Regions from separate parts of the Mus musculus genome. Here all the other regions are linked to region 1. A link is a loop called in an ENCODE intact Hi-C map of the cell type or tissue named here. Cell type or tissue: heart. All regions are shown on one strand. Region 1 has its middle 2.6 kb from the start of Ugcg. Region 2 overlaps Shoc1 (shortage in chiasmata 1). Region 3 has its middle 12 kb from the start of Hsdl2. Region 4 holds the start of Ptgr1 (prostaglandin reductase 1). Region 5 overlaps Shoc1 (shortage in chiasmata 1). Region 6 has its middle 18 kb from the start of Gm12596.

Evidence for each region. Hi-C counts contacts between places; a loop is a spot of excess contacts. Peaks named below come from ENCODE experiments on the same cell type or tissue, not always from the same donor. Only the 100,000 strongest peaks of a DNase experiment are listed, where the experiment ranks them.
Region 2: it touches region 1 in a loop (8-fold over the local background); 24 of 42 quality-filtered maps call a loop at or near these places.
Region 3: a loop joins it to region 1, with 2.4 times the contacts of the local background. A loop is called at or near these places in 5 of 42 quality-filtered maps.
Region 4: it touches region 1 in a loop (4-fold over the local background); 2 of 42 quality-filtered maps call a loop at or near these places.
Region 5: it touches region 1 in a loop (7-fold over the local background); 6 of 42 quality-filtered maps call a loop at or near these places.
Region 6: a loop joins it to region 1, with 2.4 times the contacts of the local background. A loop is called at or near these places in 7 of 42 quality-filtered maps.

The regions. Positions count from the first base shown.
Region 1 is chr4:59,184,448-59,189,447 of GRCm38, reverse strand. No RefSeq gene overlaps it. Among named protein-coding and RNA genes, the nearest start is that of Ugcg, 2.6 kb to the left of the region's middle. In heart, a CTCF peak has its summit at 1,958 (motif pointing right); DNase peaks (open chromatin) are centred at 17 and 117; H3K4me3 peaks cover 962 bases; H3K27ac peaks cover 981 bases.
Region 2 is chr4:59,094,014-59,099,013 of GRCm38, reverse strand. Shoc1 (shortage in chiasmata 1) reads left to right here. Exons shown (of 28, transcript NM_001370843.1): 6 at 4,731-4,884. Among named protein-coding and RNA genes, the nearest start is that of Gm35527, 21 kb to the left of the region's middle. In heart, a CTCF peak has its summit at 2,449 (motif pointing left); a DNase peak (open chromatin) is centred at 2,453; H3K27me3 peaks cover 196 bases.
Region 3 is chr4:59,566,938-59,571,937 of GRCm38, reverse strand. No RefSeq gene overlaps it. Among named protein-coding and RNA genes, the nearest start is that of Hsdl2, 12 kb to the left of the region's middle. In heart, a CTCF peak has its summit at 2,206 (motif pointing right); a DNase peak (open chromatin) is centred at 2,197.
Region 4 is chr4:58,983,008-58,988,007 of GRCm38, reverse strand. It overlaps Ptgr1 (prostaglandin reductase 1), which reads left to right and starts at 930. Exons shown (of 10, transcript NM_025968.3): 1 at 930-970; 2 at 3,149-3,264. The coding sequence starts at 3,159. In heart, a CTCF peak has its summit at 2,720 (motif pointing left); DNase peaks (open chromatin) are centred at 897, 1,327 and 2,497; H3K4me3 peaks cover 1,471 bases; H3K27ac peaks cover 856 bases.
Region 5 is chr4:59,121,232-59,126,231 of GRCm38, reverse strand. The region is part of intron 1 of Shoc1 (shortage in chiasmata 1); the gene reads left to right. The region is part of intron 2 of Gm35527 (a long non-coding RNA gene); the gene reads right to left. Among named protein-coding and RNA genes, the nearest start is that of Gm35527, 5.8 kb to the right of the region's middle. In heart, a CTCF peak has its summit at 2,481 (motif pointing left); no DNase peak of the experiment used is centred here.
Region 6 is chr4:59,239,314-59,244,313 of GRCm38, reverse strand. No RefSeq gene overlaps it. Among named protein-coding and RNA genes, the nearest start is that of Gm12596, 18 kb to the left of the region's middle. In heart, a CTCF peak has its summit at 3,005 (motif pointing right); a DNase peak (open chromatin) is centred at 4,833; H3K27ac peaks cover 961 bases.

The sequences.
Region 1 (5,000 bases):
TCGGCACCGCGCACCCCTTAGCGTGCGCGCGCTGGTGTGCTGCGAGCGCAGGCTGACCGCGCTGCGCGCTCTAGGCGGCCGTTGCCGCGCGCTCGGGCTCCCGTGGTCCAGACCCTTGGGCTGCCGCTGCCGCCGCCGCCGCCGCCGCCGCCGCCGCCGCCGTCGCCGTCGTCCCTTTCGCTCGCCGCGGCTCTGCGTTCTGGTCCGTGCTCTCTGCCGGCGTCCGAATCCCGGCACGATGCGGTCCGCCCTGCCCCGCCCTCTGGAGCCCGGTGCCCGTGCCCCCGCCCCCGGGGCGGCGCCCTCGCGCCTCGGTGCCGGCCCGCGCGCCCACGGGTGGAGCTGCCCCCGCGTGCTCGCCGCCCGGCAGCTACCAACCGCTGCCGCCGCCCGCGCCCGCGGTCCCCCCCCCCCCTGCACTGTCTCTAAGCAGCACGCGCCGCCTCTACACTTTATCTTGGCCAAATCCGGAGGAGCCAAGAGACTGTGTTATTTAAGGAATCCCCAAACTCAGAATTGGAAGAATCGCTTGATGCTGAATTCGCGCAAGATTGTGCGTTCTCTAGGGCAGCTGAGTGTAATTTGGCTAAGATGTAGCCAAGAGAGTTATGGAAATGTAGCTAGTTCGAGCAGTGCTAGGCTGTTAAGTGTTGCCAGTACACCGCTGACAAACCATCTCATTCATAAATCTTGTATTATTTGCTGGGATGATAGATTTTAGTCATACTGGGTTAAATTACGTTACTCCATTTTTAAAAAGCTGTTAAATGTTGCTATTACTAAAACGTTTAATTATGCATGTGCACGATACTGAAAATGGGGAAATGAAGGCTAGGCTGTGTGAGAAGCCTGTATGTAGCCCAGTTACTTCTGGGACTGAAGCAGGAGAATTACCTGAACTTGAACACACAGGTTCCAGGCCAGGCTGGGCAAATTCAATGAATCCCTGTGGTGGAAAAACAAGAGTATTCTAACTTTAAGTCGCAACTGGGAGAAGCTAGTAGTAAATGTTTCCATTTGTTTCTTCAGCCTGGATACATCTATATTGTTTACAATTGTTCTGTGTTTAAACTGTTTATTATTCAAGTTACTTTTAAAAAATAATCCAAAAATGACGGGCAGTGGTGACATACACCTTTAATCCCAGCACTTGGGAAGCAGAGACAGGCAGATTTCTGAGTTCGAGGCCAGCCTGGTCTACAGAGTTCCAGGACAGCCAGGGCTACACAGAGAAACTCTGTCTCGAAAAAAGAAAAAGGAAAAAAAAAAAATCCTTAAGGTTTGCAGTGTCCTTTGTTCTACTGGTGAAAAATCAGTGGGAAAGAACCATGCTTCGAAATTAATTTCCAGTTGTTGAGAGTTACTGGTTAATAGAGTTACAGCAGGATGGAATCCATACATAGAAATAATAGCACAGGGTTTTAAATGCCACGATTGTGATTAATCAATTCTAAGGCCCACTTTTAAAGCATTCTTAACACATTTTCAATAATCCATTATTTTCAAGAATCCAAAATGGAAATGCATCTCACACTCAGTGACATCTTACAAATAAAAATAATAGGCCAGGTTTCTTTTTCTTAAAATGTGTTTGCTAGTCATATACAAAACAATGCTGTGTGTTCTCAATACTTCCTTGAACTTGGTCAAGGATATGAATTTCTCAATTTGAGCATTTTGTAGCATTTTTCATTTTTTCCAAATCTTTCCTAGACCTTTACAGCAAAGGATTCCATGCAGTATGGTGGGTAACACAGAAAGGACAAAGAAAGTTGGTGTAACTGGGTATAAGTGAATAATGATCAACTTTGTTGCACTTCATCTGGTTAAATTTAGTCTGCTCAAACCTGGCTTTCCAACCAGAGCTCTAGGGGCTGGAAAGATGGCTGGCTCAGCTATTAGAGCACTTGTTAATCTTTCAAAAAGACCCTGGTAGGACGGACATGCAGTATCCATGGAGAACAGAAGAGGGCGTCTGATTCCCCCATCTGATTTCCCCAGAACTAGAGTTACAGATGGTTGTGAGTACCAAGTAGATCTTGCTTTGCACAGGTTTGGAAGATCAGCCAGTGCCCTTAACCGTTGAGCCATCCCTCCAGCACAAGGAAAATATCATCTTTAAAGAAATTTCTCATTCACCAATCTAAAAAGTCAACATACTTTATAATGTCAACATTGATACTCTGAGAATGGCAAAGTAAAAAACAAAAGATTCCAGCGATTGCCAATTGTTGTGTATGATCCACGTGGTCGATGACATACACTTGTCATGGATGGGAAAGTACACCAAGAGTGAATGTTAGTACTAAGTGTGACTTTGGGTGGTAACGATGTGCTGCTTCATTGATTGTAACAAATGTGTCACACGAGTGTGTGATTTTGACAGTAGAGAAGTCCTGGAGAGGGATATAGTGGGATGTGTGGGAAAGCAGGATTTTCTGCTCAGTTTGGCTGTGAACTTAAAACTACTCTAAAAGACATTTTAAAATAGTGAATGCTCCACACACATATGCTATGTAGTATACTATATAAACATATGTATTAAATATATTCAAATAGGTAACTCACATCATGTCTCATGACTTAGGTATTATGAATTATGTAAATATATGTAACAGGAAATGCTGTGAAAGTCTGAACTAAGATCAATGAGATCCACTAACTCTACCTTGTAAGCACTAAAATATTTTGTTCAGTGCATAAATGAACTATTCTACATTGACAAAAGCCACAAATAAGTTTGCTCAGAATTCTTCTTTGTTCTTAAGTTTTTAAAAAGTATTTTTTAAAAAGAGAAAAAGACATCAATCATCTCCCTCGTCCCTCCCACAAAATTAATTCAGAGAAGTGAGTAAAGATATACAAGCCCTAGAGGTATAGCTCAGGGTCAGATCACCTGCTTGGCAGTCTCAAGGCCTTTAGTCTAATCCCAGCATGGACTCAAAGGACTGATGTGTGACTTTGCCTGGTCAAACAGGGACGACCATCAGAAAACCCACCTGTGGATAAACAGCACTCATTGCATTCCAGCGCTCACTGACTACATCTCCTATCTTTGTCAGCATTGTTTTTTTTTTTCTTTTAATATTTCAATAAACATCCTTAAAATCACAGTTCAGAGCTGGGACTGTGGTGCACGCTTGTAACCCTTGTATTTGAGAGTCAGAGGCAGGAAGATGGTGAGAGGCTGACCTGGGTTACACTCAGTCAAACCTGGTCTTCAAAAACCAACCCTAAAGAATGGTAGCAGTAATTGGTTCCTTACTGTTACTGTTTTAAGACGTCTGTTGTGAATTTTCATCCTTAGAAAAGCTTTCCAAACTTACGTGCGGAAAAATTACTTCCTAGACACTGAGTACATTTGAAGTTTCATTTGAAGTTTCAAAAACGTATGTTGTTCAAATGAAGTTTTCAAAAACAGAAAAAAAATACTGATTCTACTTGACAAGAGAAATTATATATATATATTCTAATTGGAATTAGAAAAGTGGTGTATGTTGGTGCAGCTGGGGTGATTAGCATACCTTTGTTTGGTCCTTTGATAAACCGCTGGTTGTTTAGTGGGTGTGGTCTAGGGGAGTGCCCACAGGTCACTGGAGTTCAAATCCTGTTCAGCTCCTCTGCTCTTATCTGAACACCAAGCTAAAAACTGCTTTATTTTACTTACTTTTAAAGTTTTCATATTTGATCTTACAATGTATTTTGCTAACCCACAGTTTGCTAGGTCAGAACTTTAATATGTGTTCTTTACTGCTTAGTTACGTCTCCTATTTCCTACACATGTATTGGTATTTTCCTAAGTTAGTTTGAGCAGAAAACACTTTTCAAAAATTGTGTGTGTGTGTGTGTGTGTGTGTGTGTGTGTGTGTGTGTGTGGTGTGTGGTATGTGGTGTGTGTGTATGTGTGTGTGTATGTGTGTGTGTGGTGTGTGTGTGGTGTGTGTGTGTGTGTGTGTGTGGTGTGTGTGTGTGTGTGTGTGTGTGTGTACAAGAGTGTGCTTGTTTGTGTCAGTGTTTGTGGAGGGGCTGGATGTTAACATCTGGTGTTTTCTTCAGTCACCCTTGTTTGGTTTTGGACCCCAGGACAAGGGACTAAGGTATATATTTTACAGGTCAAAGCAAACCTGGCTTTCAGGTTCTCCCAGCATCCCCTAGTCCCTACTTGGCACACCCTGCCCCCAATCCTATACTTTCCAGCCTGCCAGCTGGGCTGCCCTTCCCCCAGAGGCTCTTCCCTATATAATCCAGACATTTTGGTTTCCTCTCCCTCCTCTCTCTTCTTCTCCTACTCTTCTTTCTCTGTTTGGGTGCTCTCTCCCTAATTCCCATGGTGACTTCCCTGGCCTCCTTCCTTGGGGCCAGTAACTTGCCGGAGAGCAGCTTCCCAATAAACCTGCATTTAATATAATCTAATGTGCCTTGAATATATTCATTCACCAGCAGAGAAACAGTTTATCATCTTTTCCATCTTATTGATTGATTGATTGAGAGACAAGGTCTCTCACTGAACCTGAAGATTACAGTGTTAGATAGACGGCGGGTGGTCCTCCCGTGTTCAAACCCCTGGTCATCCTCACCCGGCACTGGGCTTATAGACCCTAACTGCTGCTGCCAGAGTTTCACCTAAGTTTTAAGGATCTGAATTCAAGTCCTCAGGGCCCTTCACCCGCTCAGCCATCTCCCCAGCTCCTGGTCTTGACCCACTGGCCATCGTGCTTCAACTTTTGGAGTTACCAGGATTACAGCCATAAGCTACTATACCTGGTGCAAGAAAGCACTCTTGAGAGACAGCAGCACACTCTTGATCCTTCTACCCGTTGCTTGCTCTCTAAAGTGAGTATATTGAAATGAATTAATTGAATCAATTATTGTTTGGCAAACAATATTATATACGTATTAGTTTTAACATTTTAAATGCAGTGAAATATATTGACAGAGACACTAAGATGCATTGGCAATTCAAACATTGTGGTCTTTCTTTTTAGCATTTCATTCATTTC
Region 2 (5,000 bases), 90 kb after region 1:
GGTCTTACCTAATATATGTGAGATGGAGTTGTGGTCATACTATGCCAAGAAGTACACCAGATTTTAAAAAGTTATTGTCAGTATTATCTAAAATTATGTCTTATCCAAACTACTTTCCAAATCTCCTCTCTAGCTGGCCGAGTTTTTCAAAGATTGCTGAGAACTGTCTTGTATTATGATGGCTAGTCTGTGTTTAATATCAAAACTTGAAAGTCTGTTATATAATCATTCCTGCTATTTAAGAAATGCTATAGCCAGGAGTGCTGTAAATCCTTAAATCTAGCACCTTTAATTCCAGAGTTCAAGGCCAGTCTGGTCTACATAGTGAGTTCCAGGATAGCCAGGGCTACATAGAGAAACCATGACTCAAAACAAAACAAAACAAAACAAAACAAAACAAAACCATGACTCAAAACCAAACCAAACCAAACCAAACCAAATCAAACCAAACCAAACCAAACCTATAGCTAGGTTACTTTACTGCTGTTTTATGTTATGTGATATAGTTTGGGGAAAGTTGTCATTGAGGCTTGAGGGTAGATTATGGTTTTAGCTTTCTTTTATAATTTGTTTTTCTTGATCTATTATCAAAACTTCTTGTAAAATTTTGTGGAGATGAAAGATATACTTATATTACATTACATGTGTATATGGGGATAGTTATAAAAAACCAACAGGCTACACACATGGAGCTGTTATTATTTCATGGCAACTACAAGCCATTTTTGGATAAAAGCAATTAACTAGGAGAAAATAATACTTAACTTATTTTCATTTGTGTCCTGTATCATAGATTTCACTTTATTATCTTTGTAATCTATTTTTTGTAGTTATCTATTGTCTTAGTTTGGGTTTCTTGTCCTGAAAAGAGGAATTCTTATAAAGGAAACTGTTTAATTGGGGCTGGCTTACAGGTTCAGAGATTCAGTCTGTTATCATCATGGCAGGAAGCATGGCAGCATGCAGGCAGACATGGTGCTGGAGGAGCCATAGTTCTACATCTTGATCCGAAAGCAGCAGCAAGAAGCTGTCTTCTGCAGGCATCCAGTAGGAGGGTCTCTTCTACACTGGGCAGAGCATTTCTAGTTATTTCACTGAGGTTAATCTTGGAGATATAAATATTTCACTGATTTTGTTCTTAGCTTTAGCACTGCTGGCATAGTGTAAAAATAACTTATTCGTGCCAGCCTTGTTGTCACTGGGTACACATAAACCAGTGTGATGAGGAAAATGTATGTTTTACATCCTTAAAAGCTATTAGTGTGTATTGGCTATTTATATATTTTCTTTTGTAAAGTGATTTTATTTTCTACTGGCATCTAAAAATATGTAAACACACCAATAATTCCAAATGCATTTAACTTTATTCTGATTAGTTCTGCTGATGTTTTCCTTTATTGATTCTAGCACTGAATTTGTGCTTAGAAAAATGTTCTTTTTTTTTTTTATGGTTTCTTTTGTTTTTAATTACAAAATGTTCTTTTATTATATAACTTTTCCATTGTTTAAGGATTTGTTTGTTTTGAGACAGGGTCTCTCTATGTAGCCATTACTGATCTAGAACTCACTTTGTAGAGCAGGCTGACTTTAAACTCACAGAAATCTACCTGACTCCTGGGTATTGGGATTTTTAAGTGTGTGCCATGGCACCCTACTAATTTTTAAATATATTATGTAATTGTATTTCAGGTTTTTTTATGTTTAGGACTAGGGACATTTTTTAATGTTTAAGCACTTTGGTATTTGTTCCAGTATCATTTAGCTAAGAGTCCTTCCCACTATTAGAGATGATGCTTCTATTAAATGCTAAGTTCTGACCCACTCCAGTTGAATTCTGGGTTGTCTACGGTTTTGTCTATTGTGTTAATGTCACCTAATCAGCTCTTATATACCTGTGACATATGCCATCTGTCTCTTGGTTTTTCCCCTGACTTCTTCGTGTATTTGTCGAGATTTAGTTTGTAGTCATTTTCCCCAAAAGTTCTAAATAACAACTGTTCGGAAATCAGTGTTAGATCCTTGAAAAATGTTCTGGTTAGTTTTCCTGGCTAGGGGACGAGGAATGTCTTGCCTTTTATTTAATATTTAATATGGGTTGTTGTTGTTGTTTAAGATACTCACCGGTTTCCACTAAGAAATGATTACTGTTGTATACACACATGTTAAGGAACTCACCCTGTTTTTGTCTGCTTAACTTGGGTTTCTTAGGTGGGCAGGAGTGACTCTAGTAAAGTTTCCTGTTACCAAGCCTCTTTTTTCTGCTTCTTTCATAACTAGCCACCTTGCATTTCCTGCTTATCATTTGTCTACAATAGAGTAATACACTGTGAGCACACATGCTTGCTGTAGAGTAAGAACTCCATGTGATACACTACCACTGTACTTGTGTAAGGAAGCCACCATTCCCATGAAAACAGCCTTTGTCTAACAGCATTGGTTGTGGAGATTTGCTGACCTCTAGTGGCTGCATCAAAAATGGTGGTTTAATTGAAGGGACTGAAAGGGTATAGGGATGCCAAGTGACATAAAATGTCCCCTTGCAGCACATATATCTAAATGTGGCTTTATTTGGGGTGACAAGCTCAGAGCTTGTGAGTAACAAGGAAATGGAATATAAACCAATGCCGTTTCACTCTTTTTTAATATTTAAATATTTTTATTACGTATTTTCCTCAATTATATTTCCAATGCTACCCCAAAAGTCCCCCATACCCTCCCCCCCCCACTCCCCTACCCACCCATTCCCACTTTTTGGCCCCAGGGGGAAAATTCCTGAATAGAACAGCAATGGCTTGTGCTGTAAGATCAAGAATTGACAAATGGGACCTCATGAAACTGCAAAGCTTCTGTAAGGCAAAAGACACCGTCAATAAGACAAAAAGGCCACCAACAGATTGGGAAAGGATCTTTACCTATCCTAAATCAGATAGGGGACTAATATCCAATATATATAAAGAACTCAAGAAGGTGGACTCCAGAAAATCAAATAACCCCATTAAAAAATGGGGCTCAGAGCTAAACAAAGAATTCTCACCTGAGGAATACCGAATGGCTGAGAAGCACCTGAAAAAATGCTCAGCATCCTTAATCATCAGAGAAATGCAAATCAAAACAACCCTGAGATTCCATCTCACACCAGTCAGAATGGCTAAGATCAAAAATTCAGGTGACAGCAGATGCTGGCGAGGATGTGGAGAAAGAGGAACACTCCTCCATTGTTGGTGGGATTGCAGGCTTGTACAACCACTCTGGAAATCATTCTGGCCGTTCCTCAAAAAATTGGACATAGTACTCCCGGAGGATCCCGCAATACCTCTTCTGGGTATATATCCAGAAGACGTTCCAACTGGTAAGAAGGACACATGCTCCACTATGTTCAGAGCAGCCTTATTTATAATAGCCAGAAGCTGGAAAGAACCCAGATGCCCTCAACAGAGGAATGGATACAAAAAATGTGGTACATTTACGCAATGGAGTACTACTCAGCTATTAAAAGGAATGAATTTATGAAATTCCTAGGCAAATGGTTGGACCTGGAGGGCATCATCCTGAGTGAGGTAACACAATCACAAAAGAACTCAAATGATATGTACTCACTGATAAGTGGATATTAGCCTAGAAACTTAGTATACCCGAGATATAAGATACAATTTGTCGTTTCACTCTTAACATGACTTCGTTGGTTTTGCAGAATGGGTGGATGGCACCAATAAACCACCCTTAATTTTCTCAAATAAGCCCTGAGATTGACAGGAACTGAAATGACTTGATGGTCACCTAAGAGGCTGGTTTATTTCAAAAGTTCTTTGACACATGTATTTGGCACAGGCAAGGGATGCTTCCAGCTGCTTGTCTTCTGTCAGATATTGATGAGGCACATGCATATCACTCAGGCCATGAGAGACATCACTGCCTGAAAACTACATACTGTTCCCTCCTGAATCTGAGAGACTTGTCCATTCTCCACACTCAAGGAGGCTTTCATGATGGAGATGCTGGCTTTCTGAGTGCTTCTTTCTCTAAGCATACATTTTCCTTCCTTTCTCTTTTCACTGAGAAATTTACTGAAGAAGGGGGCCAGTTTAGTGTTCCTATCCAAAACTTAGAAACTCATACAAGCAGCCAAGCTTCTAAAGTAACCCAAACATTGAAGGTTAAAATAGAAAGGAAATTGTACATCTCTGGTTAATATTACCATGGTGTTTTTAATATGTAAAGTACATCATATTTCCCAAGTAGATATTCTAGTATATAGATTTTCACTATAACTAACTGTGAATCAGCATTGTATTGGTAGCTTTATAATGATGGAGTCAGTGATTTCATATGTATGCTTTTTAGATCATATCTATTTACTGTATGTCCTTACAGATTAAATGATGCAGAGAACAGAAAGCCAGACTCAGTCAGAGTCCAGTATTTTTATTTCTTTAAACTTTTGGTACTGTTTTGAAGAAGAGAATACTTCCCTTGATTGATTAAGTCCGTCTTTGTTGATAAAGTATATGTCACTATTATGCAACTGTTTCAGAACATTTGTCTTTGTTTCCATATGCTAAATAATACTACATTTTATTGAGATTTTCCTTTTGTCTGGGTACCACATTCTGTGTTTTATATACATAGTATAATAGGGAACTTAATGATTTCAGTGTGTTTGAAAAATCTGTTAATATTTAACATCTAGATCTCTGGTATAACTATTAGATTTTTTATTTATTTCTTTTCAGGATTGCTTATTGATGAGGAAATGATTTTTATGAATAAAGCAATGGACAACCATCTACCAACTGTGAATGGTCTCCTGAGCAGACTGAAGCTCTATCTGGTGAAGGATCCATTTTTAGATTTCAAAGAAGAGCTCTCTGGAAAGGATAATTTCACGTATGTCATTCCCAGTGCTGTAACTGCTTTGGTAGCAGAGAACAGTCTTTGTGTGGCCACAGGGTTAGATGCTGTTGGTGAGGGTTCCAGTGCTTCATCTCAACTTACACGAGAGT
Region 3 (5,000 bases), 380 kb before region 1:
TCCCACCCTCACACTCCATAGGGAAAAAAAATAGTGTATAATCTATTAAAACCGTAAATGTGGGCCGGGCGATGGTGGTGCACACCTTTAATCCCAGCACTTGGGAGGCAGAGACAGGCGGATTTCTGAGTTCGAGGCCAGCCTGGTCTACAAAGTGAGTTCCAGGACAGCCAAGACTATACAGAACCCTGTCTTGAAAAACCAAAAAAAAAAAAAAAAAAAAAAAAAAAAAGCCCTAAATGTAAGAACTAGAATGAAGTTCTGAGAAGAAAACCCAGAGGTAAACATTCAGAGCCTTGCCTTCTGCAATGACTGTTTTGATTCAGCAGCAGAAGCCCAAGCAAGAGAGATAAAAGGTATTGGGGTCCAGCAGATTAGAACTTCATAGGCAGAGGGGCCTCTAGTTATAGGACTGTCTACCTGCTCCCTGCCCCTTACCTGGTACTCCATAAATCTATTTTCTCCCTCCCAAGTGCCCTCCTTCCCAGTTTTTATGTGTGTGTTGTATGTTCTTACATGGATGGGGGTATAATTATGTAGTGCACATGTGTTTGCATTCATCTGGGGGGCTAGGGGTTGTTGCCCTTGAGACAGTCTCTCAATCAAACCCAGAGCTCACCAAAAGATATGGCTTAGGCTTACTAGCCAGTTTGCCTGGGAAACGGAGGCTGAAATTACAAGCAGGTACCACACCTGAGGTCTTTGAACAACTTTTTTCAGCCACTCTCAAAGTATTTTGTGCTTCAAAAGATGCTATCAAGAAATGGAAAGACGACTGGGCACGGTGGGACACGGCTGCACTCCGAGCACTAGAGAAGAGGAGGTAGGCGGATCAGGAGGAACTCAGGGCCATTCTTGACTTCACAGTGAGTTTGGTACCAGCCTGGTTACATGAGAACCCCATCTAGAAAAGAAGAAAAACAAAGTGGTAGAGCGATCTATAGAGCACCCAACCAGATCTAACATCTTCTAAATGATAAAGAACTAGTATCTAGCATTTATTTTTTTTTTTAAAGATTTATTTATTTATTATATGTAAGTACATTGTAGCTGTCTTCAGACACTCCAGAAGAGGGAATCAGATCTCGTTACAGATGGTTGTGAGCCACCATGTGGTTGCTGGGATTTGAACTCTGGACCTTCGGAAGAGCAATCGGGTGCTCTTACCCACTGAGCCATCTCACCAGCCCGTATCTAGCATTTATGAAAAACTCACAACATAGCAAGAAAGATAACTGGCCAGAGAGTTTTAAATGGACAAAGTGGGCTACCGAAATGACTCTGTGGGTAAAAGCGCTTGCAAAGCCTGAGTAGCTGAGTTTAAATGCGCTCGGTGGAAGGGGAGAACTGGGCTTCTCCAAGTTGTAGCCACTGTGGCACACAGGTGCATGCATGTAGTTTTAAAAAAGTGATCAAAGAAGAGCTGGAGCCATGCCTCAGTGGTTAGAACACTGGCAGCTCTTCCAGAGGCCTCAGATTCGTTCCCAGCACCCATACGGCAGCTCACAACAGTCTATAATGCCTGTTTCAGAGGTCCTCTTCTGGCTCTGTGAGCAGCGATGCATGCATTGTGCACAGACATACACATAAAAATAAAGCTAAATTTTTAAGTTGAAAAAAAAAATATCAATGATCTAGAAACACCCAGCCTGGTTCTACAGAGTGAGTTCCAGGACATCCAGGGCTACACAGAAAACCCTGTCTCAAAAAACCAAAAAACAAACAAACAAACAAACAAACCAAAAACCAAAAAAAAAAAAAAAAAATCTAGAAACACTTGGAGGCTGAGGCAAGAGGATCGTTTGAGTGCAAAAGTATGATTTATGATTTCAGACTAAGCCACTCAGGGACACTCCATCTCCAGAAACAAAAGAAAAAACCTCCATAGGATCTGAATAGAAAATTCTTCCCCAAAGACAAGCAAACAGTCAACACGCAGACAGGGAAACGCACAGCAGCATTAATGCAACCAAATACCATGAATTTACCTCACTTTGTAGCCACAGAATGGCTAAAATCAAAACGATAGAAAATAACCAATGTTCAGGGGTTAGAGAAATTGGAACCCTCAGACATTGCAGCAAGGAATGTAAAACTGTGCAAGAAGCATTAGGAAGCAGTTTCACAATCTCAAATAACGGCCTCACCAGCTCCAGGACGTCCATGCACACACCAAAGAGAAATGAAAGCAAACAGTCCAAACTACCACCAGGTGGCGGTGTTTCTTTAAAATTCAAGTTTGCCCACCAGAAAAATGTTAGCATCGCGATAGACAACTATAATTTGAGCTAAGGCAAAAAATACGAGGTTCCCTATAGAGCTGCCATCAAGAAGAATACATATAGATAAAAAAAATCTTTAAAGAAAACTGTTTTGAGAAAACAAAATATGTTATATAGAATGTATAATGTAATGATCATTTAAATCCCTAAAAGAAATGTATTGGCCTGGAGCGCTCAATGTTCCTGCTTCTCCCTCTCAAGAGCTAAGATTACAGATACTGCACCTAGATAATAATACTTTGTATTTAAACGCTCCCCCATCTGGTGGCTAACAACCACCTGTAATTCCAGACTCATGCGATCTAAAGCCCTCCTCTTCTGGACTCCATGGGTACCTTCATATGCTTAAACACACACACACTAAAATTGTTTTGAATTTTTTAAAATTTTAATTAAAAAATAAATCTTTTAAAAAGAAAAAAAATTAACTGTATGTTATGACCAAGGGCAGATATTTTCAGTGACTTTAGGAGAGTCAAGGGTCTCTTGAAAATGTTCGTTTTCTTCTCACACAAGATAGGTCGCTTTGCCCCAGAGTCGCCTTCTGAGAAATCCCTGGAGTTTTCCGAGTGTAGCAATTGCTTCTGTTATGGTACCAACCTTCCATATAGGATTCCTGTGTCTCCTCTTGTTTGCTTCATTACTGTCAGGGGTTATGCGATGTTGTAGGATATCCTCATCCCTGTACTGTCATTTGTATTTCCCTGGTGATGATGTGTAATCCCAAAGGCAAGGGAGAGAGCACCCTCTTCTAATACTGGCCTTTATATTATCATTACGTTTTTCATCTCTTTAAAGCAGAGGGAAGACTTTATATCAACTACACTGTATCAAAACATAGTTTTGTTCTTTTTTTTTTTTTTTTTTTTTTTTAATGTTTAAGATAGGGTCTTTTTATGTAGCCCTGGCTGGCCTGGAACTCACACTTCTTCCATGTCAGCCTTCCAAATTCTGGGGCTACAGGCATGGACTAGCAAGCCCACTTCTGGTTTTGTTTTGCTGAGTGTATTACAGAGCTCTTTCCATGTTTATACCCAAAAAAAACCTACCTTAACCGTGTGTGTGTGTGTGTGTGTGTGTGTGTACATCATGTGTACTTGACTGTGGATGTGTGTGCTCTGGGTGAGTGTGTAAAAGTCAGAGGATGACTTCAACTTTGTGGACTTAGTTCTCTACCCAACCTTTAAGGGAGTTTCAAGGATCAAACTTAGATAGCCATGCCTCTCTGTGACAAGCACCTTTGCCTGCTGAACTTTCTTATCAATTCCCTACCTTAACTGTTTAAAAGCAGTTTATAGTCTGTCTTCATCTGAGTGTGTTCCAAATTAATGTAATCCTTTGTATCTGCGGTGAAACACAAATTTAAGACATTTAGGTATTTTCAGACTTGTCTCTATGATAAAGTGTTGCCATAAAAAATATTTGGACATGTGTGTACTCTTGCTCAGCACCCCTATTTCTCTACCATATATTTCTGAAAGTAAAACTGTTTGCTCGATGGATAATCACATGTATATTTTTCATGACACAGCTAATAACTGACAGCAAGATTTCCCAACCTTAATGGTTGGCCTTTGTGGTTAAATAATTCTTGTGTAGAAGGCTATTGTGGGCGTTATATAATAAGTTCAATAACTTCCTGGTCTGTAATCTATAGATGCCAATAGCACCCTTTGCCAGTTTATCCACTTACTATAGTAAAACACACCTAACATAAAGTCTACCACTCTAACCTATTTTACAAGGAGAGCTAGCTGAGCAGCACTAGATACATGACACTGTTGTGTAACTTTGCCTCATCCATTGCCAGTTCTGAGTTTGAACAGCCAAAAACTGTCCCTTAAAATTGCTGAAAATCTCCAGAGGGCAAGTTGTTGTGATGGTTTGCAACACCACGGAGAAAAATCTAGAGTGCAAATGTCATGAACGGCAGTAGCAACAGCCTGCAAAACAAAGGCTGAGGAGGTTAAAGGAAAAACAACAACACGCTGTCCAGGATCTCAGTGTCTCTCCTACAAAGAAAAGACATGGCTATGGAGAACATTATCAAAAGCGGGTTGTGGTGATCCATGCCTGTAATTCACTGATTGGGGGGCTAAGTCAAGAAGGTAGTGAGTTTCAGGCAAGCCCTGGACTCCAAGTAAGATTCGAGCTCATAAAAAAACAAACAGAAGTTTGCTTTTTTTGTTGTTTTTTGAGAACACAAAAACGTGAGAGAATAGATAGCAACTATAAAGGGAAGATAATGCATGCAGGGCTTTTTTTTTTTTTTTTCTTTTTTCTTTTTTTTCGAGACAGGATTTCTCTGTAGCCTTGGCTGTCCTGGAACTCACTTTGTAGACCAGGCTGGCCTCGAACTCAGAAATCTGCCTGCCTCTGCCTCCCAAGTGCTGGGATTAAAGGCATGTGCCACCACGCCCTGCAGGTCTTATTTTTGAGGTCCAGGCTAGCCTTAAATTGATGGCAGCTTTCTGAGTACTGGGACTGCAGGCATGAACCATTTCTTGGCTGCAATATGTGTGAGTACAGATATATTAAACATATACATTGATCTTTAGTGTGTAGATTTTAAGTGGATTACTGGATCATAGGGTGCTTCAAGTTCTAGTTATCCATAGGCTTAGATTTTTTTAAAAACCTACTTTAATAAGGGTTCTCAAATGCTTTGACTCTCCTTTCTATCTAGCTCACTGTCCAAAGGTAGGGAGAAAAGATTTG
Region 4 (5,000 bases), 200 kb after region 1:
AGGTTCCCTATGGGGATCAGAAACTCCAAGATAAAAGGTCAAGGTCGCCTAAGGAGAAGGTGGTGGTGGTGGGGGGGGGGGGGGTTCTGAGCCCATCACCTCAAGCAAGATTGTTCAACGAATGTTTGTGACTTAAGAGTTTTTTTGTTTTTTTGTTTTTGTTTTTTTTTTTTAATGAACTGGGTGCTCTCTCTGCCGTGAGCCTGAGCAACGGTCCTCAGGAAGCCTCCCTAACGTTTCCTTTACAGAAGGGCGGTCTTTAGGACAGAGTAAACCAGCTTGCACCCCACCCCCTTCCATAGTTAAGCTTAGGTGCAAATTATATTCTTTGAGCGCTGTGACTTAGGCATTGCCCGGGAGCATAGATTTCTAAATGTTCTGCTTACATCCTTACATCGAAAGCAAGTGTTTTCCCTCACCATTAATAAACTAGCTGTCTTTGGGACTTAACCTGAACGGGATTCTTGATCTGGGGACACCAGGCTGCTGGAAGCAAGCAATGCAGACTCCATCTCCCCACTGCCACAACTACATTTTATTTCACCTTATTCTTTACGAAATATATTTTTAGATGCCATGACTGCACACCTTCTTTGTTAAGGTTTCAGAGAACCTAGCACCGGCCTCACGACAGGAAGTAGTCAGCAGCAGCAGCTGGCTTAACTAATGCTGGCCAGAGGTGGTAGGATTTTTCCTGAATTAACTGTGTAGTAGTTTCTTGTTTTCTTTGCTTCTGATGCAAACATAAATTGTGAACTTAAGCAAAAAAGAAAAAAAATATTTAAACACACACACACACCCCTCCCAATGTCCCTTCCCTGCTGTGTGTGGGCAGAAGCTCCAAAGCTTCCAGAAGTTGCCCCTCCCTGGAGAAGCCCCGCCCTCACCGACCGCCCAGTATAAGTCAAGTCCTGGGCGCTTTGCGAAGCATTCAGAGCGGTCTCCCGGGAAGGAGTTTCTGTGAGCTTGTGTAAGTAGACTCTACACTACTCTATTTGAGCCCTCTCTTTTCTCTCTTCCCTCCTCCAACCCCTTCTTTCTCCCCGCCGAGCATCTAGAGCCTGGTTGAGCAAGTGAGCACGGCAGGCACCCCCAATCCACCCCACCGGTACTCGGCGACTCCTGGGTTCTGCACTTAGGAAGTTAGGGAGGCCGGGGTCGTCTCGCGGTCCTGCACGCCCTTGAAGAGATTGAGACCCGCACTAGGAATAGGGCAAAGTCTGGCTGCCTGTTCCGTTGTGGGTGCATGGAGCGCGACTGCCAGCACCCAGGAAGGCCTGGGCAACAGAGTTTGCAGGATTGCCAAACTGATTCAAAAGAGAAGACAGGGGTGGGGATTTGCGCATGCGCAGTGAAAGCTACACTTGCAAGTCAGGCCATGTACGGAGAGGACCCTTTGCAAGGGGGACCTACTAGACCTGTGGCGACTTCAGAAGGACCAGGCGCTGCCTTTTTGGAAAAAGAGACGGAATTATGTATTCTTAAAACACAAGGGAAACCCGCCTGTGAAATAGATGTCTCCGCGTGTGAAAGTGCTTATCACACAAGTCCCATGACTTGAGTTCGATCCCTGAAACCACGGGTGGAAGGCGGGAACCCACTCCTGAAGTCGCTTTAGGCTCTCGGTGACACGCAAGCGCCCTCACCCACACACCTGCATCATGTACACACGAACTAGTAATAACAGTAAACTAGATTAAACCTGAGCGAGCATGCCTGTTATATCTTGGCATGTAGAAGCAAGAGGATGGAAGGTTCCAAGATAGCTTCTGCTATAGTGAGTTCAAGGCCAGCCTTGGCTACACAGACGGGCGCTGTAATCAGAAAAACAAGTTGAGCTGGGCAGTGGTGGCACATCCTTTAGTCCCAGCACTTGGGAGGCAGAGGCAGGCGGATTTCTGAGTTCGAGGCCAGCTTGGTCTACAGAGTGAATTCCAGGACAGCCAAGGCTATACAGAAAAACTCTGTCTCAGAAAAACTAAACCAAACCAAAACAAAAATCTAAGAAAAAGAAAAACAAGTTGAACTCATGAATATGGGGTGAAATGATAGTTATTAGAGGCTGAAAAGGGCTAAAAGTATTTGTGAAAGGGTACAGAAACATGAGTGTGGCTCTTTAAACAATAATGATATATAATAATAATAATAATAGTTCAAACCAAGCAGATTATTTCTCATGAAAATAGAAGCTAAAGAAGGCGATGGGTATGTTAGGCACTCTACATTGCAGACACTGTGTCCTATCAAGGTAAGTTTAAATTTGTCAATTAAAAAAAAATCTTACTTTGCAGGGCAGGTGACATGGAGGCTGGAGAGATGACTCAGACGTTAAGATCACTTGTATAGGGTTCGGTTCCGATTACCAGGCCACATAATGGTTCTCATGAAGCTCGGATTGTAAGATCACTAAGGCCAGCCTGGGTTTCGAGAACCCACGTTGCAAACAGCTACAAGCCAATAGGAAGGAAGGGTAGGGCTTTGGATTGGCTCTCCACCCTATGTCCAGGGTGAACTAACTGGTTAGCCTTGATTGCTTATCTGAAGAATTCACTGGGGTCCCACGTGATGATGGGTTGGTCTGGGTTTCTAACCCTTGAAAGCACTAGCTCCTTTGTCTGTTGGTTTTGCCTGGAGGCAAGATGAAACCAAATAATTGATTTCCACCTTGGAGCCAAAACCAGAGAAAATTAGATGGAGCCGCTGCGCCCCCTAGTGGCTATGAGGTCCATGCTTCTGTAGGAAAAAGACAAAACAAACCTGTGGTCTTTGGTTCTCTGTATTTGAGGCTTTCCTGAGGAGTCACAGCAGGAGAGGTGAGGAACTGCAGGACTTTGCACGTCCATTAGTTGTTTAATGTTCTAGAGAAATTCCAGCATGGCCCGGACAGAATTTTCCAGGTTACATTTTTCTTTGCTTTGAGTGTTTGTTTTAGCCTGTTTCCGCATCTACACACCTGAGTCTTGACAGGAAAATCATGGGAATAAAATGAGATCAGACACGTGAAGTGCTTAGCATAATGCCAGAAAGTTCTCAATGAATGTAATAGAATGATAATATGCTAAATGATAATAGGGCTATGTTTCCCAGCTTCAGTGCTATGCCCAGGGGCTCTAAGATGGTCATTGAGTCCACGTTTACCATGTTCTAGGTATACCAGGATGGTGCAGGCCAAGAGCTGGACCCTGAAGAAGCACTTCGAAGGCTTCCCTACGGACGGTAACTTCGAGTTGAAGACGACTGAGCTCCCACCCTTAAATAATGGAGGTAAGGGAGATCTTAGTGGGGGCTGCAACAGTTTGCATCTGCTGCAGAAAAGAGAGTCCCGCCATTTGACTTCAGACAATAGTTTTTTTTTTTTTAATTAGTTTACAGTTCTCTGTGTTAGCAGTTTGACTAGTATAAAAGTCTCATTGTCATTCTAAGGATAGCAGGCTTCCTGCGGCTCAGGCTGCCGTTCCGGGAGGCCAGATTGGGTTCCTTCCCTGCAGTGTGGTTCTGTGGTGGATCTAGAACAGCCTGGGGTTGGCAAACTCCAAAGTTTGAGAACTTTTCAAGCTTCTACTTATAGTACTTTTCTTAAAAATCCCATAGATCTAAGTAAGTTGTCCAGATTTAAAGGCTGGCAAATTCCTTTTTTTCTTTTTCTTTCTTTCTTTTTTGTTTCTATCTATCTATCTATCTATCTATCTATCTATCTATCTATCTATCTATCTATTTTGGCTACCTCTTCCTCGCCATGATCTGAGGTAACCACTGGGCTACATTCACAGCCCACAGATTTCTTGACCGGAAGGCCAGGACACAGTGGTGGGAGGTATCCGTGTCCATTTTGCAATCTGCCACATAAATCTTTTTAGTTTTTTTTTTCTTTCTTTCTTTGAAGCTTTAATGTGCCCTGTCCCCAGGTAGGAAGTTTCTTTGATGCAGCTCATACCTGGGTATACCTGGGTACCTTAACCTTCATGGCTTTGACAGAGGAGGAAGTCTCCTGTGTCCCTGCAAGTCTGATGGTGACAGTGAGTTGAGCAGTTGTGCCCTGCCAGAGACCAGACTATGAGGGCTGTCTGTGGGGTGCCGCAGTGAGCAAGCCTTTGAGAACAGGATGCAGGCGCTGTTCATGCCAGAGTCACTGTCCAAGTTTAAGGTGCAGTGGCCAAAACTTGGATCCAGAGTTTCAGAAAATACACAGTTGGAAGTCACTCTAACAAAGGCCCATCTTCTTTGGTATTCCTTGAGGTAGGTAATAAAACACGATGTTTCCTGGTTAGTTTTTCTGTCACGTTGACAGGAGCTAGAGTTATCTGGGAAGAAGAACCTCAGCTAAGGAAAATGGCTTTGTCAAGTTGCCTGTAGGCAAGTCTTAGACATTTTCTCTAGAACATTCTGGAAGGACAGGTCATAGAGGAGGGCTCAGCTCACTTTAGGCAGTGACATCCCTGCAGAGGTGATGGTATAGAGAAGAAAGCGGACTGAATAAGTCATGAGAGTAAGCCAGTAAGCAGGGTTCCTTTATGGCCTCTGCTTCAACTCCTGCCTCCAGGTTCCTTCCTGGAGTCCCTACCCTGATGTCCCTTTATAATGGACTGTGATGGGGTGTGTAAGGGGACACAAACCCTTCCTTTTCCAAGTTGGTTTTGATCATGGTCTTTATCACAATAGTAGAAAGCCAATTAAGACACTACATGAACACTGTCCTGAGGTAGTTACTAATGTGGCCTTGAGTAAGTTACTCACCTTGACCTTAAATAGGATGGGCCAATAGTTGAAAACAGCAAACAAATGGATCCCTCTAAAATAATAAAAGTAGCATTATCATCGTCACCATCAACAGCTGGGCTGCTCCGAATGGAAAGTCCTTCTTATCGTCAGTAGAGAGCACGGGTGGGGAGCTGGACGTGAAGCTCTTGGTAAGAGCGTTTCTCTCACATGCACAAGGCTCTGGAGTCCATTGGCAGCACGGTAGGTTTAATTATGAATGGTATCTTCTGCCCCTAAGCAGA
Region 5 (5,000 bases), 63 kb after region 1:
GTCTTCCACATTGGACAGATATGATATAGGATACTCTGGATATCTGAGGCATTTGTTATAACCTACTCTAGCTTGAGATTCCAAGTTTACAGACTTGAGAGATGGCTCAGCACTTGCTGCTCTTGAATAGGGCTAGGACTCAGTTCCCAGTACCTACATGGCATCTCACAACTGTAATCCCAGTTCTGGGGAACCGGGGAACTTTATCTGGCCTCCTTGGCATGTATAGGATACACAGAGATGCCTGTAAGCAAAACTCAAAACGCATAAGCAATGTTTTAAAAATTATAGGTTTCACTGGAGATGATCCTTGGTATTTCTCAAAAATATTTTTAGATTTATTATTGTTAATGTGTATGAGCGTTTTGCACGCATCTGAGTATGCACACTACATGCTTGCTTGTTACCTGTGGAGGTCAGAAGGCCTTCATGCTTATTGCCTGTTGGATTCCCTAGAAGTGGAGTTACAGAGGGTTGTGAGTCACCATGTGGCTGCTGGGGACAGAACTCAGGTCCTCTGCAACAACAACAGATGTTCTTAACCACTGAGCCATGTCTCTAGCCCTTGTTTATCTTTGAGACAGGGTCTTTGCAGCATAGCCCAGGCTGACCTTGAATTTATAATCTTCCTCCCTCAGCTTTCTGAACGCCGGCATTACAGGTAAATTTACAAGTCTAGCTGCTGCTGGTGCACACAGAGGCAGGCAGAGGCAAGTTATATAGTCCATTTCTTTCTTTATTTCTTTTTAAAAGATTTTTAAAATTATTTATTTCATATATGTGAGTGCATTGTTGATCTCTTCAGACATACCAGAAAAGGGTACTGGATCCCACTACAGATGGTTTGAGCCACATGTGGTTGCTAGGAATTGAACTCAGGACATCTGGAAGAGCAGTCAGTGCTCTTAACCACTGAGTTATCTCTCCAGCCCCATACTCAGCATTATTAAAGTAGATAATTACTACTGTAAGAGAGCTGTGGCTACAGTCACATTAGCATGAAAAAAAAACTCTGCAGGTGCAGAAGAGAAACTTAATGTTTCATATTGGTGTACTTATCTTCCCATCAAATGCAAGAAATCAAGTATGTAAGCCTAGTTTTTCTTTCGTTGTTTTTTCAGCATTCAACTTTGTAGGCATGGTGACCTCTCTCACTTGGTCAACTCCTCAGTTTTTGGACTATGAGCCATCTCACATGATGCTGTTCCTTTTATGTGCATGGAAGAATTCATGTAAGCTTAGATTCTGACCAGGTTAGAAACTTTACCCATACATTTGACTTGAGAGTATAACTCAGGAGCATATTGGCTGGATTAAATAAAATAATTGGGTCACTATTTCCTTGTGACAAATGGAAAATCAGACTACAACTTAACATTTCCTTGAGTAATATTCCCCTAAAATGACTCCCATTTTATTGCTCAGTGAAATTAGGGGATTTTCCCAAAATTACATAGATATAATACATAAGCCTTATATCCAGTAAGGTATCATCATTCACTCACAGATTCACCCATCAACTATTGTGATTGCATTTATCTATTATTTATTTATTTATTTAGGGTGTGGTATGTATCAGTGTGGGGGCACTTGTGTGAAGACAAGCAGACAACTGGGAGGGAGTCTTTTCTTTCCTTCTATTCTCCAGGTCCTAAGTATTGAACTCAGGTCATCAGGTTGGCAGCAAGTGCCTTTACTCACTGAACCTGCCTGGCCCTCAGAAATTCTTTTAAGCACATATTATATGCAGGAACTATGCTAATTGGTGAGAGCTGTCAAGTGACTAGGGAGATTGCACCTTTACATAAAACCAGTCATTCCTTGAGGAAGTTAGTGTCAGAAGACTATGGAAAGTATAACAAGGAAATGATGACATGCTTTCAACAGATAAGTTGTAGAGATACAAAAGAATAATTGATTAGATAACTAATATTGCATGAGATTAACAATGCCTTTGGGAAATCTAGCCATTTAGAACAGACACACACACAAAAATCACAGTACCACTGTATACCTAATAAAAAGTGAGTCAGTGAGCTGGAGAGATGGCTCAGCAGATAAGAGCACTGACTGCTCTTCCAGATGTCCTGAGTTCAATTCCCAGCAACTACATGGCTCACAACCATCTGTAATGGGATCTGATGTGATCTTCTGTTGTGTCTGAAGAGAGCAATAGTGTGCTCACATATATCTATAAATAATGAATAAATAAATCTTTTTTTAAAAAGTGAGTCAGCTTAAAAAGTAAATAAAACGAATTGCTAGACTTATACTATTATTTATTTATTTACTTATTTACTTGCTTCCTTACTTATTTAGACAGGTTCTCTCTCTATGCAGCTTGGCTGTCCCTGGAACCTGATATATAGAAATGGACTGTATAGGGCTGAAAAGATGGCTCAGCAGTTAAGAGCACTGACTGCTCTTCCAGATGTCCTGAGTTCAATTCCATTTGTAATGGGATCCAGTGCCCTCTTCTGGTGTGTCTGAAGACAGGGACAGTGTACTCATATACATAAAATAAATAAATATTTTTTTTAAAATGCTGAATATGTTGTGGTAAAATATTTCTTCTTGGTCTACTGATACAAAACAGTTCCTTCAGGATGATCAAAAGATAGTATAAGAAGCCACACCTATACATTAGTTTTCTGAGACAATAAATCACTTGTGTAACACACTTATGCAATGTACTTTTCATTCCATATATCCAGATTTTCTGCACCATCTGGTTTGAGCTGATATGCAATTCTGTCTCAAGAAGACTATTTGCCATATTCATGCCATGCTCACCTAGCAAGTATGTGCTCGTGCCTGTGGAACATTTTATACACATTAATATCCAGGGAAGAACACTGAAAACCAACATTTAACAGAAATGCAAAAATAAATTGTTACTTGAAAAGGTTTTTTTTTTTTTTTTAGAAGAAATGAATTAACTTTTTGTCTCAGTGATTACCTTGGGAAAAGCATAAAGATAATTAAGGCATGGCGCATGAACCATGATCTCAGGAAGATTGTGGTCTGACGGGTGAGGCAGACATGAGCAAAATAATTATTATTGTGTTCTTTTCTTTTTTAAATAAAGCACTGTCCAACAGCCTTGAGAGAAGGAAAATCTGAGAACTGTTCAGAGAGTGGCCAGTGGTTGAGAGTTCCATAGTGACTAGGGCTGCTGTATGCTAAGGATGTCAGACTATGCTGTAGGTGATGAGCTCCGGAGAGCTTCAGCACAGAGGTGAGACCTCCATTAGTTATACTAAAATAGCATCCTGGCAGCAATGCTTAGACTTTTCTGTATGAATGTAAAAAAAACAAAACAAAAAAAAACACAAAACAAAAAGCAAAAAACAAAACCAGAGAAACTTCCTCATGGCCACATGGAATGTGAATGAAAACATTCACATGATTACAATGGAGTTTCTCCTTTCCCCCCTCCCACGATGATTCTTGGGCTTTATATTCAAGAATGTGTCTGAACTGGTTTTATTTACATTTAGATTTACAATAACAATGGTGCAAGAATGATGAAATAGAATTTACAGAGAAATGTAATTGTTTAGGCTAGAGATATGGTGCTGGGGTTGAACTGACTCAGCCCCCACATCAGCCAGCTTACAACTGCCTGACTCTAACTAGAGGAGGATCATACGATCTCTAACCTCTAGAGGCACCTGCACTCACGTGCATGCCTGCACACACACACACACACACACACACACACACACATGCATGTATGCATGCATGCCTACAAACACACTTTTTTTTTTTTTGGTTTTTTGAGACAGGGTTTCACTGTATAGCCCTGGCTGTTCTAGAACTCAGAAATCCGCCTGCCTCTGCCTCCCGAGTGCTGAGATTAAAGGTAAAGGTGTGCGCCACCACGCCTGGCTACAAACACACTTAGAAGTAAAAGAAATAAAAGAAATTGCTAAAAAAGTTTCAAGTATTTAAAATAATGATTGAGTTACATCAATTACAGTAGGGGAAAAAGTGATTCAGAGAAGGTAAATTTTCCTGACGCTAGATAAGGAAAATCCCCTGTAGTAATTGATGAAATGTATAGAGAAAGTATACATAGCAGACACACGGCGGACTAGAAGCAAACACTCCTTTTGGATGACGTGTGGCCTGATTAAGATGGATAGTAAAGTCAGACTACCTGGGTTTAAAATTCAGTATCATACTTTCTAGCTAAACTTGGACAAGATACTTAAGCATCCAATGCCCATTTACAAACTGGTGCTCATCATATATTATGTAGGACTCAAGTGTTGCCAAGTGTTTAGAATAAACCAAGTTCTAAATAAAACTCAGCACTTGAAAGTCATTAGCATGGCAGAGATTGCTATATATTTCCCAACACCTGGTCTCTTCCTTATATTAACAGAAACTCCCAATTGTAACTGGGTAGGTAACCATCTGGCAGGAACACTTCCTCAAAAGACAACTGGACATCTACAAACTTCTCAAAATTTATAAGTATGAAATTAAAAGTTAGGGCGGATACAGAGTAACAAGAACTGTCACTTCTCAAAACATGTTGACATTTATGAGCAAATTCAGAAAAATTCTCTAAATTTATAGTTTAGAGAAATGTACAAGAATACTAGGCTACACATTCAAGAATATCAATGGGAGCATAATCGATAATAGCCCTGGATTACAATAAATGTAGACGACTGAGGCAGGAGAATCATAGGTTGAGGCCAGCCTGGGCTACATAGTAAAGTTTTATCCTAAAGGTGAGAGCAGTAGCAGAAAGGAAGAGGGAAGGTGGGGCGGGGGAGGGAAGAGAAAGGAGGAAGGGATAGGGGAGAGGAAGAGAAGAAGGTGGGTTGGTTGGTCAGTTTTGTCTTTTGTCTTTAATGTTTCTGTCCAAGGCCAGTTGTCTTAGGGCCTGTACTGAGCAGGATTTCACAGCAGGGGGTTGTGTGAGTAACGTTTTCCCTTTCACTGCTGGAAAAAGAAGGGACTGGACTAGGTTCCAACATCTCTCC
Region 6 (5,000 bases), 55 kb before region 1:
GAATGGTTAAGTTTGAGGTTCCGTTTGGGTGTAGCACTTCAGTGAAGACATTGAAGTCAGCTAGAGAGACTGAGAACTCCTGAATTGGAAGTAGGTAAGACCGAGTGTGTGAGTCTCTATGGCAGAGTGACACCTTCCTCCCAGCCAGAGGGCAGGCCTTGACATCTACAGCCCTTTCTGCACCAGTGAGGGCACCTGAATTTCAAAAGTACCCTGTGAAACTAGGAGGTAGCCTAATATCTTGTTTCTGCTGATGGACTAGAATACCACAGTAGGGATGCTAATGAACTATTACAGCATAGTAGGGCTAACACAAGGAGTGTTGGGCCTTCCAGCATCATCTGTGGAAAATGACACGGGTCTGCTGTTGCTGCTGTAGTGACATGACCTTGAAGTTGGTGATTTTTTTTTCTTTACAGGTCTGGAGGTTTGAAGTTGGAGATGAGGCGTGCAGGACTAGAGGTTGGGGCTGAATGGCTCTCCTCATGGAGGCCACGAGGATTGTCCTGTCTTGTCCTTTTCCAGCTCAGCAGCCCCCTGCTTTTCTTGTTTCTTGGACATTTGTCTCCGTCTTCAAAATAAGAAGACCGCATCTTCTGTCTCTTTTCCTTGCTTAAAGGACCTGTGGGGTTGTATTGGGCGCTCTTGAGTTAAACAAAACCCCCCACACACAAAACAAAACAGTATATGGTCTTACGTAAAGCCTTTATTTAGCTGGCTTAATTCCATCTGTGACCCTAATTCTTCTTTGTTATATGATATGACATCTTCACATCTCCTCCTTATTAGAAGGTTAGAATGTGTTCTCTTAGTTGGGGTGTGGGGTGTTATCCTGCCTAACATTTAGGGAGATTTTGTTTCAATGTAACAAGGCAAAAAGATGATTATCTTTATTTTCTTGTATTTTTTTTTTATCAAGTAGAAAGATTTTTGTGTCCAAAAGAGAAGGATCAACCCTGGTTAAAATCAAACTTCAAAACTGAATAAAGAGGCCAAGCACGCCAACAGGCAGCATGCAGATGAAGGTGGTTCTCGGCAAATTCCAGGCCATCTTCCACTAGCTTAGTTTATTCAGCTAGTTCCAGGATAGCTAGGTAGGGGTGTGTGTGTGTGTATGTGTGTGAGAGAGAGAGAGAGAGAGAGAGTGTGTGTGTGTGTGTGTGTGTGTGTGAGAGAGTATGTGTGTGTGTGAGAGAGTATGTGTGTGTATGTGTGTGTGTGTGTGTGTGTGTGTATGTGTGTGTGTGTATGAGAGAGAGTGTGTGTATGTGTGTGTGTGAGTGTGTGTGTATGTGTGGTGTGTGTGTATGAGAGAGAGAGAGAGAGAGAGAGAGAAAGTGTGTGTGCTTAGCTATACAGACAGGTGCAGAACCACAGGATTAAGTTTGGCTGTACTCCTCAAACACCTTCTGTTTGGTTTGAGATTTTGAGGCAAGGTCTCTAAACTACCTATTCTGGCTGATCTGGCTGACCACTAAGAGCACGGGGCACACATGTCTACCTTCCCAGCACCAAGGCTATAGGTGCACATCCGAATCATCAGGCCCAGATTTTTCTGTGGGGATCCAGGCTCAGACCCTCGTGTATATCATTACTTGCTGTTCCCCCCCACCCAGAACCTGGGTTACTGTCTTAAAGGAGTTTGGTATGACTGCATCACTAACCTATAATAACCTCCACAAGCTTTGCTGGGGCAGAGATCGCCCATGAATCACCTGTACATTATCAGTGGTGTGTTGCAATCGACGCATGCTCCATCACATGAGCTGATTGTGCACATACATCTCTTTCCAACTCCATGTTCAATGATGCCATATTGGTAGTTTGGAATCCTCCATGTTGGCAGTAGTACTTTATAGAAATCAGGAGACAGTGTAAACCAGGGCCTTCCCCCTGGGCTGTTAAACATTTACCACCACAGCATTGCCTGCTCTGCAAGTATCTAGTACAGTGCCAAGACACAGCAGGTACTAGATAAATGTTTGCTCAGGAAATAATAACTTGAATAAGACAGGAAACAAAGTCTTCTACAATAAAATTGAGATTAAATACAGATATACTAGCTGGGTGGTAGCACAAAATAATTTTAGGAAAGAGGGGGGGAGGGGGAGGGAGAGAGAGAGGGAGAGGGAGAGAGAGAGAGAGAGAGAGAGAGAGAGAGAGAGAGAGAGAGATTCATTATCAAGTCAGAGAGGAGAATTTTCTAAGGGTGGACACAGAGTCTGGTCTTGAGAATTTTGCACAATTCTTTGCCTTCGTGAGAGAATGAATGTATTGTGTCCTATGAAAAAGTCTTCACCACCTGAATGACGAATGAAATTAAGCCAGATGAAATCTCACAGGCACAAGTATGAAGTCCTGTTCTAGGACTGAATAGGAATGAAACCAGCACAGGTTGTAAGGATAGAGGGACGCAGGGATGAGGGTGTAGCCTGGCTGCATGAGTGTGACAGACACAGGTGAAGAAGCTCAGAGCACAATGTGCAAGTGCCCACAGATGAACGTCTGGGGGGAGTGACCAGATGCAGAACCTACTGTGTGGGGCCAACTAGAACAAGTTGTGAATGCTTTCTCTGGAGAAAGGAGGACTTTAAGGAACACCCTATCGACACCAAGTATTGTGTCATCTAGACAGGGCCATGACCATACCCAACTTTAGGGGGCCCTTGAGGAGAGCAACAGCCAGAGAAGCGTTTAGTTGGCATTCGGAAAGCAGCGCCCCTGTGAATGGGAGGAGCTCCCAGGAACTGTATGTATCTCAGGAGGCATCTCAGGACTCCTGAAAAGAAGTTCCTTAAGCTTGGATGGATTGAAGCAGAGGTGGATTGTCAAGTGCCCTGGCTGTGCAATGGGAGATTCTTGAAACGGAAAAACTGCAGGAGGGCTTGTTATGCTTTGTGGGTGACTAACAGACTTGCAACTATTTAAAAATTATTTTTATGTTTATTTTATGTGAGTGTGTGCCTGCATGTATGTATATGTAGTACCCATGGAGGCCAGAAGAGGGAGTCCCATCCCCTGCAACTAGAGCTAGAGATGGTTGTGAGTCACCCCATATGGGTGTTGGGAACTGAAACCCAGGACCTCTGCAAGATCAGCGAGTGTTCTTAATCACTGAGGGATCTTTCCAGCCTTCCACCCCACGCCCTGAACTTCCAACTCGGAAGTTCCCTAATCTCAGGAATGGCAATAATCACTCAGGGGGCTCATGCTTGTGCCAAGTATTGAGTTAGGTGCTTCACATGGCTGGCTGAGGCTAAGGTTCAAAACAATGTGTCAAAGTGCATATTGTTATCCTTAACTTAGAGGTGAAGAAATGGAGACTCGGAGATTAATTGTTCATAGTCATCCAGAAATGGGGATAGGGTTTGTGCTTGGAAACACGTGACTCCTGGATGCTTCTGGAGCACTGTGGGAGGGGGGACTGACGATTCTCCCCCTCTCCCAGTGTTGTTAGCAGTACGGTGCCAGTCAATATCAGACCCACACTCAAGGAGACTTGTGGGAAGAGGCAGGCTGGGAAGGAGATAGAGCCATAGCGTCCGATGCTGTCTGGTGAGTGGTGGGTATCTCACCCACCAAGTCCGTCATACCCTTTGAGCTTTGATGCTAGGATTGAAGATCTCCTCTAGGATCTAGGGTGGATCCTCTGTAGGATTAGAATATTACTCTGCTCCATCCCTTGGACTGTCGTCAGAAATTCACAGTCCTCTCAGGAGAATGACACTCCCGAAGAATAGACACTTAACCGGGCCTGCCTCTTTAGATGAAAGGAGGTGAGCCGGAGTCCGTCTTACCCCACCACCATGATGATGTGACTTGGTCCTGATGTTGACTCTGCGGATGCATAACCACCCCCAGGATTGCTCACGCGGAGTCACTGTCAGAGCAGGTTTCCTGGGAGCAGCAGGGGAGCTGACGTAGGAATCATGATCTTTGAATCACCCATTTATTACATAACTAATCGGTACCACAGAGCTTGGGTGTTCACTGTATGGCGCCATAGGCTGGGGCCACACCTCTTCATTGCTGGAATAGCTTGCCTGGCTGGCTCCCGAAGCATTTAAAGATACTGGCTTACCTGCAAGAACTAGTGTCTTCCCTCTTGCCTAAGATGGCCATTTCCTACCTGCTGGTAATGTCTCTCTACAGTGTGAGAATGTGCTTGTGGGCTAGTGTCGTACAATGAGAAATTCCTTTGGATTTCTCTGGAGCCACCCTTACTGACAATGCCTCATACACCTAGAACCACCCTCTGCCCATTATCAGAGGGCGAACTCCTCTTATCCCTTCTTATCCCATTGCACAGTGCACCCTCTACCTGCATGAGATGCCTGCCCTTTTCTCTAGGACCCTGTTACTAAATGTCATCTTTCTGAACATCTGGCAGGTATGGGTTGATGGTACGTCATGGAAAGGCTGAGGGAGGCTGGCTCTCTGAATCACAAACCCAAGGGCTGAGGAGGAAGCCTGCACTGGGCTCCTGTCCTCTACTGTCACAGAGACAAGCGAGTTCTAAAGCCCCTCTTACTACAGAATTTGCTTCTGCCTGTGACAGTAGCTGGAGACAGTTCCCGATGGTGCATTATGCTCTGGGGTTTCAAGTTCGACAGTATTAAATGCCTCTACGACCAGGGTAACCTGAGAGATGGCCTTTTAATCACTTCTTGCTCAATGTCTCATATTACATAGTCACAGAACTCCCAGCCTAGGTCTTTGTCAGATGGGCTGAACAATTGGTGAATAGTTCGAGTGCTTAACCTGCAATCCGTAAGAGTCGGGAGGCGTTCTCTGTGGCGTTCTATTGGGAAAATGAGAGGAGAGCTGACAGGGGAGATACCGCCTCTTTACTCATTCTCAACCGAGACAGGCTTGCTGGCTGGAACATGAGTCATCTCCTGTCACCTGATGTAGAGAATTCCAAAGAACTCTACTTCCTCATTATGTCATTGGTTCTGGACACTCCAGGGAGAAGAATTAAAAAAAAAAAAAAAAACAAA